2 separate regions of the Homo sapiens genome follow, and region 1 is linked to region 2. Evidence: read pairs that join two places in POLR2A ChIA-PET (ENCODE). Cell type or tissue: MCF 10A. All regions are shown on one strand.

What was found. Peaks named below come from ENCODE experiments on the same cell type or tissue, not always from the same donor. Only the 100,000 strongest peaks of a DNase experiment are listed, where the experiment ranks them.
Region 1: POLR2A ChIA-PET joins it to region 2 with 14 read pairs; 10 of 35 experiments call an interaction of 5 or more read pairs at or near these places.

Annotation. Positions count from the first base shown.
Region 1 is chr21:45,076,704-45,081,703 of GRCh38, forward strand. The region is part of intron 1 of ADARB1 (adenosine deaminase RNA specific B1); the gene reads left to right. Among named protein-coding and RNA genes, the nearest start is that of ADARB1, 4.6 kb to the left of the region's middle. In MCF 10A, no CTCF peak of the experiment used is centred here; a DNase peak (open chromatin) is centred at 2,468.
Region 2 is chr21:45,125,921-45,130,920 of GRCh38, forward strand. It overlaps ADARB1 (adenosine deaminase RNA specific B1), which reads left to right. Exons shown (of 11, transcript NM_001112.4): 2 at 2,482-2,653. Among named protein-coding and RNA genes, the nearest start is that of ADARB1, 54 kb to the left of the region's middle. In MCF 10A, a CTCF peak has its summit at 2,907 (motif pointing left); DNase peaks (open chromatin) are centred at 2,881, 3,901 and 4,531.

The DNA of each region.
Region 1 (5,000 bases), 49 kb before region 2:
GAATTTATGTATTGTAAAACATTTGAATTCTTTTAGATTTTTGGAATAAGAATTTTTTTAACTTCTATTTGTCCAGTGAATGCATAAAACAAACTTAATCCATTTGACAAATACTTGTCTGTGGCCTGTTATGTGCTAGGCCTTCCCTGTTTTAGGCCCTAGGAGATACAGTACTTAACAAGATAGGTAGAGATCAAAAATGCTTCTGGCATAAAGCAGTACATTTGTATTGATAGATTTAAAAAGATAAGCAAGCACACAGTACCTACAGAAAGGTAAAGCCTCATTCCACTCCATCCCTGGGCACTTGGTTCAAAGGCTGCACCCAATTGTGTATTGTCCTAGCAGGAGTCAAAGTGTGTATTGTATATGTTTTAATATATGACAAACCTTGCTATAGTGCATATTCTTACACGTGGGTACAAGCAAAGCCTACTAATTAGTTATTATCAAAATTTCTTAGCTGTAAGTTTTACTTAAGAACTGGGTTTTATTCCCTTGAATGCTGTGATTAGCTCTGTGATCAAACAATATAATTCAAATAGGAGGTAGTTAACTTTGGAAAGAAATAGATGAAGTTACACATTTACCAGCCTATAAAAAAGTTTAGCAAAGTTATCAAGCTTAGTTTGAAACCAAAAAGCTCAGAGAGGTCCAATTTTATTAGAAAACTCAATGGTGGCCGGGCGCGGTGGCTCACGCCTGTAATCCCAGCACTTTGGGAGGCCGAGGCGGGTAGATCACGAGGTCAGGAGATCGAGACCATCCTTGCTAACACGGTGAAAACCCGTCTCTACTAAAAAAATATAAAAAATCAGCCGGGCATGGTGGTGGGCGCCTGTAGTCCCAGCTACTTGGGAGGCTGAGGCAGGAAAATGGCGTGAACCCAGGAGGCGGAGCTTGCAATGAGCTGAGACCGTGCCATTGCACTCCAGCCTGGGCAACAGAGCGAGACGCCGTCTAAAAAAAAAAAAAGAAAAGAAAAAGAAAACTCAGTGGTTTTCTGTGTCAACTTTCTAAAATAGGAATTTCTAAATCTGTAATTTGGTGTGATGGAAATGGTGTTAAAAAAAAACCCATATTATTTTGTATGTTCATAATATGTGAGGTAGGAAAAGCAAATGGGAAAATTAAAAATTGTCCAGTGAAATCATTAAGATTCCTTCCTTATTCCTTGAGTGACTTTTCTTTCCAAGTTGACAGCTTTTTATCTGGGGTGTGGACAGGGACAGCGCAGTAGCCCACAGAGGTCTTCGTGGCAGGGCTTACCGCACCTTCCATTTGCAGAGTTTTGCTTCATCCATAGCTTGACAGCTGTTGGGCTAGGGCCATTAATATCAAATTATCACAATTTTTTTTTTTTGGTAGTTTGATTAGTACTGCTTGCTGCACTTTTCCACCTGTATGCCTATAAGATGTCCTAGGCGTACACAAAGAAAAGTGACTTTGGTTTTAGGTTTAACGTCTTTGTGATGGAACAGGAAGGGGGATGAAAGTAACTCTGAGATACCTTGTATTTTTATTGGAAGTACAGTGAAATGGAAGCTCTACTTGCTTCTAGTTTGGTGATTTTGGAACCTGGTTCCATTTCATTTGCTTGTTCATCCAACAGGCATTCACCCATGCATCCTGGCCCAGGTACTGTTCTAGGTATTGGAGATTCAGGATGAGCCTGATGAGGAGAGTTCCTGCCCTCAAGCGGTTCATTTTCTTGGGAAGGAGGAGAGCAGTAAACAAGCATTTGGTGTCCTAACTGCTTCAAAGGGCAAATGAGGCAGGGTAGGTGAGAGAAGGTCAAATAGGTGGTGAGGATGGAGTGAGCTGGGCTGAGGTCACGGCAGCAGCAGCCTCTCAGGCACAGGGAACTCTCGGGTGAAAGTCCCTGAGCCTCCTTGTAGTATGGTGGTCACCTCAGGGAGGCCATTGCTGCCAGAGAGGCTGGGCGAGTGGTAGGAAGTGAGATGGGAGTGGAGGAGAGCTGCATCTTGGAGCACACAGGCTGTGGTAAGGAATTTAGATTTTAAGTTTGATGGGAAGCCTTAAGGGAGCCTTTCTTCCTTCCTTGCGAATGACATGATCTGATTTATCTTTAAAAAGTACCACTCTGGCTGTTGGGCTTACAATATGCCAGGCTGTTTTAAGAGCTTTACATATATTAATTCATTTATTCTTATGACAGTCCAAAAAGTAGGCATTATTATCATTATTCCCATGTTACAGGGGGGAATACCTAGGCACAGAGTGGTTAAGTGATTTACCCAAGGTCACACAGGAAGTGGCAATGGCAGGATGTACCCTTACCTCCTTACTGCAGCTTGCTTTTTGCACCTCCACTACTGCAGACTGGAGGAGGAATATCAGCAAGGAGATCAGTTAGACTTTTGTGAAAGCTGGGTGACTGTACCGGCACCTCAGACCAGGGCGGAAGTGGTGAGATCAGATTCAGCCTACTGAATTTCAGCATTTGTAAGATGCCATCATTTTTAAGTTGCATCATCATTTCTTATGCTGCTAACAAAGGGAAAATGTAGCCAACTAGATTGTGACACAATGCTTTCTTGTTACCCAGCATTCATTTATACTCATTGAAAGAGCTTAGACTAAGCATTGACTTTTAAAATCATATAATTCATGCACTTTCATAAAAAAGGAAAATACAAGTAAAATAAAGTAATTCTGAAATTTCTTCACATCTAGAATCTGATTCTTCCAACTCAGCTTTTGACTTGGCGTTGGTGCCAGGTATGAGATAGGGAAGTCTGGGAAGAGCCAGTGTTGGGATTTGAACATGTGGAGCTTGTGACTGGAAGGCAGCCCAGCTCAGCAGCTCCACTCAAGGGCCAGATCTGGAGGACGAGGGTTGGGTCATTGTGCAGCTACTTCCTAGATGATCTTGAGCAAGCAGTCTAATCTCTGTGCTTCAGTTTTCTCATCTATAAATTAGGAAGAATAAAAGCAACTTGTCAGGGTTGTTGAGTTGCTAATGTAAAGTACCTAAAATAGTACCTGACTAACAGTATTTAATGGGGCTTACTTTGCTTATTATTTTTATGATTAGTTATCTGAGTAGAGAAAGGTGAATATGGATGGAAATTCAAGGTCAGGTTCAAGAAGAGGTTGGGGCCAAATATGTAAATTTGGGAGTCATTTGCATATTGCTGATCTATGAGGCATACAGTATGGATACAGAGGAGCAGGAGATGAGGAATGGCCTGGGAGCTTTTGGCAAGCGGTCCACATTGGGAGGGAGGGTCTAGCAACGCCATTGAAAAGGACTCTGTTTGAAGAAGGAAGAAACTAGTGAGAGTCTAGTGGCCTGGAAACCAAGACACCGAGGGGTTCTTTTCTTCTTATTCTTCGTGGGCTGGAGAGTTTCCTATTGGCTTTGATAAGAGGTGGTTGTGAGTGACCTTGATAGGTTTGGAGTGGTGGGGAGAGGAAACAAATAGAGTAGAGGTGGGAACATCAGTGTAGACGACTCTCTAGAGGAGTTCTGTTAAAAGGGAAGAGTCATGGGATGGTGGCTGGAGGGGACATGGGTACAGGAAGTTTTTAGTTGTATTTTTAAATGAGAGCGATGATAGCATGTTATGAGCTAATAGGAATGATCCAGTAGAGGGAAACATTTATAATATGCCAGGAAAGAGGATAATGTTGGAGCCAAGTCCTTGAGAAGGTGAGAGGGAGGCAGGAAGAGCAGGGATGCTCAGCTCTAGAAGGGAGGCGGGACTTCAGGAGGGAGGCAGGACTTCTGCACGTGGGAGCCTGGACTCAGAAATATTCCTCAAGACATGCTGCCCTTTTGAAAGGAGGATAGGAAATAAATCATGGTTTTGTCCTCAGTCCTAAAAAGTTCGGAATCTCACCCTAGGACTCAGGATCCAGCTTCTTACCAGCTTGTGCTGAACATGCCATGGGGCGTACTTACGGAAAGATACATGTGGAAATGGAATTTTTTATTTATTTAAAAAATTCACTTTTCTCTAAAAGTATTGTTACCTGGAGGTTGGCACCTTTATTCACCAAATTCAGTACTCAGAGGACTAGAAGACTCGGTGCCTGATTTGTGCTTGATTTGCCTAGCTGGGAATTTCAGTTTTGCATTTAAGACGACTCCCTCACCAACCCTACCCCCAGAGGAAAGCAGGTATTGTTGCTTTGGGCCTGTTGCATGTATATGTTTATGTTCCACTGGGTCAGCAGCATTCAGTGAAACACAGTTGCCTGTTAACTTGGTAAAATATCTTAATTGCATGAGTTTTGATTTGTTTTTGTGATTATTTGATTTTTTCAGGTTTGGAGTTTCAGAACACCCATCTTCTCAGTAGTTCAGCCAATGCGATGAAATGTGAAGAAGCCTTCCCCAGCTTCCTTGCATTCTCTCCATCATCTGTGCAGTGGAGAGTAGTTCCCACTGCTGTGGAAACATTTTCCCTTTGCTCTTTTCTCTCAGGGCAGGCTTTCCTGAGTGCCTGCTCTGTGTGAGTCATCGTGGGAGGATGCGGTGGAGAAGGACAGGGAGGAGGTCTGTGCTTCTTTGAACTGACATTCTGGTGGAGAAACTAAACAGATCACAGAGGCAGACACCGTGCCTCACAACTACACACGGACCCGGCTTATGATGGTTCCAGTAACAATTTTTGACTTGACTGTGGTACCCATACAGTCATTCTGTTTTTCACTTTTGGCATAGCATTCAATAAATTGCATGCGATATTAAGTACTTTGTTATAAAATAGGCTTTGTATTAGATGATTTTGTTCAATTGTAGGCTAATGTGAGTGTTCTGAGCACCTTTTAGGTAGGCTAGGCTAAGCTTTGATGTTTGGTAGGGTAGGTGTATTGAATGCTTTTTCAGGTTAGGATGTCTTCAACTTGCGATGGGTTCATAGGATCGGAACTCCACCGTCAGTCAAGGAGCACCTGTGCTGTCTTTATTGGCATGACCGAGGAGACAGGGCTGAGGTAGATGGCATCAAGAGGGTGGCTCCTGGTGGAGG
Region 2 (5,000 bases):
TTTTTTTACTCCTATTCTAGCTTGAGCACCGAGCTATAAAGGTCCCTCTGATGTACTGCTTTATCTGTGTGCCACACAATTCTGTACATAATCTTTTCTAGTTTTAAGTTCTAAGTGTTTTCTGTTTTCTCCTGTGATTATTTTCTTTTGTCTATGGATTATTTAGAAGTGTATTGCTGAACTCTCAGACATATGGGACTTTCTAGTTATACTTGGCTTGTTAATTTCTAGGCTCATGGTATTACGATCAGAGGATGAGCTCTGTCTGATTTCAGCCACCTGAAATATGTTGAGATTTTCTTTACGGCTGGGATATGGTCTATTTTTAGAAGTGGCTCATGTGTCCTTGAGGAGCTGATGTGTGATGCACTGTTAGGAGCAGCGTCTTGCATGTGACCACCATGCAGCTTGTTAATTGTGTTGTGCAGATCTTCCATCTCTCCACTGTTTTGTTTTTTCAGCCGCTGTCTGCTGTCTCTGTCACCTGCTCCTCTCCACTCCCTCCATGACAAAAAGACTCCGGTGTTTTTGACCATCTTTTATTGCGCCCCTACTGTGATCTTAGTCACGGGGCCAAGCACTCTACATCTGTTCCTCCATTTAATCCTCACGGCACCATCTGCGGCGGGTGTTCCTTGTGTCCTCGTCCTGTCCTCATAGGAGCAAGCCTGGAAGGGGCTGAGTCACTGTTCAAGTCACACGACTGCAAGGCTGAGGTCTAGGGTGGTGGCCTGGACCCCTCTTTCCTGGAAGCCATGCTTTTCCTGAAACCCCTTGCAATACTCCTGGCAAGTATGGCAGTTTTACCTCAGTTGGTATGAGTGTACTCAAATGGGAGGCAACCATTCTCACACTTGATGTTTAGACTTTGCAGCTTCCAAAACCCACTCTGCATATCACCTGCTCCCTCCTCAAAGTGGCTGGGCTTCCCATGCAGTTTCCCATCCTGCAGACGGCCCAGGGAGGTCAGATTTCTTGGCCAGGCTTGCAGAGTTGGTGGGACATGATGTGGGCACTAGAACCCAGTTCTGTAAATCTTGGTTTCATGTCCTTTCTGCTGTGTTTTTCTTTCTCTGTTTAGGCGGTGGACTTTTTGGTGTGTAAAGCTTCTAGAATGGATTTTACTTCTTTGTGGCTCTTTGGATTGAGGGAGGGGCTAGGTGCCATCTCCAGAGAAGCTTGTTCAGCTCATGCTCACTCGGGGCCCTTGCTCTCTGCCCACTGGGGAGGGGCTGTGGTGGAGCTGGATTCGGACTGAGTGGAGGCAACGCTGAAGGTCAGAGGCCAACGTCCTTGCACTTCTTGACACTCTCCACCCAGGCGTGGTGATTGGGACCGCTGGGGAGGGTGATTTGGGAGCTTGAATCTGGTGTGGGGATGATGGGGGTCATTGATAGTGGGGACAGTTCTGGACATGTGGCCCTCATTCTCTGTGCTGGACAAGATGACTCTGTGACCTGTAATTCCAGGCTGATAGAGCATTTTCAGTGACAGCCCATTTGACTTGATGGTGCTAGTGCAGGACACAGGTGAGCTTGTCTCTGTGTCTTAGGTCTGTCCCAGCAGACGAGCTGACGTGTGTTGTAGATGAATGTCAGCTGGTCACAGGTGGGAGGTTTGGAAGGTAGCCTCCAATCTCCTCTGAGGACTGCAGCAGCGACCGGGGCAGCAGGAACGCATTGTGATGGCCTGGCCAAGTCTGCATAGCGAGAGTCGAGCCACTTTCACGCGCACCTTATCCCACACTTCACCTCCTTCCTCCAGGTTCCCACTCAGAAACCCGCTCACCCCTGGACACACCTCCCAGAGACTTCTCTTTGGAACTCTGCAATGGAGAAACCCATTGCAGACTTCCCCTTCTTTTGGATATCAGTTTGCTTTTCAGGAAGAAAATTTTAATACTCCATATTGAGGTTTTATAATTATATTAGCATGTTGAAACATTTTCTCTAATGGCTTGCTGGTTGAAAACGCTTTCACACAGAGCAGAAACTAGATGGAGATACTGTTTCACAACCTCTGCTTCAGAAGCAGAGGTGGCCTGTAGCTTCCAAACCCGGGCAGAGCACGTGCAGGGATGGTGCGTCTCTGTATCTGGACTCACATTCACATGTGTGCATGTGTAGGGGTGTGTGCATATTGAATTGTAAAAAAGATGAGTACGTGTGAGATTCTGCCTGAGACTCCAGTCCTCAGTGTGTGGCCTGGTGCCGCTGATGCCGAGATGTTGGGCTGGCAGCGATCTGCCTCCGTCTGTCACAGGTGCCTCTACCTGCTGCAGGCAGACGGACGGAGACGTGATGGATTGCGCATATCCCCTTTACAGATTCGGAAGAGTACATTTAAAATAACTTAAATTTGTATTTAGAAGACTTTTCATGGAGAGTATTTATTGTTATAGAGTTCACTTCTGAAATGGTGACAAAGCTTTTGATACTGAATCAAACAAGTGTGAAGTTACCGAATCTCTCTGTTACACAGAGTGGAGCCTTTCAGGCTGGCATGGAGAGCTTAAGGGGCAACTGAAGGAGACACACTGGCCAAGCGCGGAGTTCTGCTTACTTCAGTCCTGCTGAGATACTCTCTCAGTCCGCTCGCACCGAAGGAAGCTGCCTTGGGATCAGAGCAGACATAAAGCTAGAAAAATTTCAAGGTGAGTAAAAACCTGTAAAGATCTGATCAAATCTGACTGGTAGAAATGCCTTTTTCTTGATATAAACCGCTTAATTAAGCCTTTTGGCTTGCCTTTGAAAGATGCTTTATTGAATACTTCCCGGCACAGATGATCTGTTACTGTTGGTTGATTTCTAATCTTACTGCAGCCTTAGCTCACCCATGAGTCCCTCCTGCTTGTTCTGGGGTGGTGCCTGCTGCCCTCCAGTGGCATGTGTGGCACCTGCTGCCCTCCAGTGGCATGTGTGGCACTTGCTGCCCTCTTTGGGGTCAGTTCACCATTTATTGAGTCAGTGCTTCATGCCGGGCACTAGACTTGGTGAAAGCCTTTTACCATCAATTATTATTTTCTTAGGAGTAATTAAAAGAAAATTTTCCTGTAATCCCAGCACATTGGGAGGCTGAGGCAGGCAGATTACTTGAGGCCAGGAGTTTGAGACCAGCCTGGCCAACGTGACGAAACCCCATCTCTACCAAAAATACAAAAATTAGCCAGGTGTGATGGTGCACGCTTGTAGTCCCAGCCTCGGGAGACTGAGGCAGGAGAATCGCTTGAACCCGGGAGGCAGAGGCTGCAGTGAGCTGAGATCATGCCGTTGCATTCCAGCCTGGGTGACAGAGCAAGACTCTTTCTCAAAAAAAAAAAGAAGAACATTTCTTTAGTACTTATTTTTGGCGACTATCTCATGATTCAGCGTCTGCTTTTGAGAGAAGTTGTGACAAATACTAAAATCCCAGTAAAATTAGTATGGTGTCAGATTAATTTACTTATGAGCAGCTGAGTGACTAACTCAGGAAGTCCAGTTGTACATTTCCAGGGAAGCTTTTTCATGGGTTCAGATGAGATGAGGGGAAAGAGAAGGTGTCAGAGGGCTGCTGCTGGCTGGAGGAACGCAGGTGTGCTCCTGTGTCCATTTGCTCTGTGGATACTGACGAGCGCCCACTGGGCCTCAGATGCCCTCTGGGCATGGCAGGGACCAGGCGCTCGCTTGGCAGCTCTCATGTGAGCCGCTCACTGGACACAGCCGTGCTCCCGCCTGGGAGTTCGGGATGGCATGCAGAGCTGTGGGGAGGGAGCGGTCACCAGGGCGTGAGTGTGGACAGATGGGAGTGGCTGGTGCAGAGCCATAGGTAGGGGGCGGTCACCAGGGCGTGAGCGTGGATGGATGAGAGTGGCTGGGAGCCTAGGGGGGACGCCGTCTTTGGGGAGTAGAGACACACCCATGTCTGACTACTGGGTTTTGAGTTTGTGCCAGCAAAGGTCCTGCTTGCCATTTCTGTCTGTAAATGTCAGGAATTTCAGGTAACTGGTTCCCTAGCGAGACCTTTAAAGGAGGCTTTATCTTCAACCGATGCTTTTTTTGGGGGGGTACACAGGCAGTCCAAGTATGGGAAGGTCAAAATCAGGTCACCTTTATCATGGCTTGTGCTGTGGGATGGGATTTTATTTTCAGCCACAGCGCTTCTTCTAGCTTAATTAGTGATAGGAAATCAGCTTCTCTGTAACCAGAGGTTATTGAAAGAATGAGGATCCCAGAGTTGGAATGAGTCTGAAAGAGACGTTGTGGTTTAATATTGCTAAGTTAAGTGTCGATTTGTGACTACCTATTTTTAACATGCCACAGAAGTAAAACATTGCATTAATTATGCCATATATGTGAAATAGCAAGTATTTTTATATAATATAACTGTGCATTGGAGAAATGAATTATTTATAATCCTTTGCACCAATAAATTGTTCTTAAAAGCATAGAAAAAATAATCAGGCCAGAAGGAGATATCTAAAGCATGTGCTGAGAAAGCAAAACTGAAGAGCTGGAAATTATAAAATATTACGACATGATGAGTCATATCTCCTCCTCCTGATTCTGTGTTACTAAATGCTAGCTGCGAATAGAAATCGTGTATTTCCTTTCTTTCATAAAATAAGAGCTAATTTCGGCAGCAAACAGTTTGGCGTGTTATTCTTTTCCCTTTTCAGGGTGGTTTAAATAAAAATAAATAAACATGAAAGATTTTGGCTGGAACATCTTTGGAAGCACGGCCGTCCTCAGCCTCACTGCACTGTCTGGTTTCCCTCTGAGCCTCCCTCCCGGGTCCTGCCTTAGTGCTGTCTGTGCCGTGTAGCCACAGGTCGCACTGCAGGGCTGTGGGGAGTTATTTTTAGTTTCAGGCAGACTCACTGTTTTTGCCTTTCTTTTTGCTTGAAAAGACTGAAGTTATTTCTTGTGTTTTTATACATGAGATTATCTTCTGAGGCTGGAACATCTTGGGGGGATACAATAGATAGAATTCCTATAGTAATTCCCCTGCGCAAGAGGAATTGC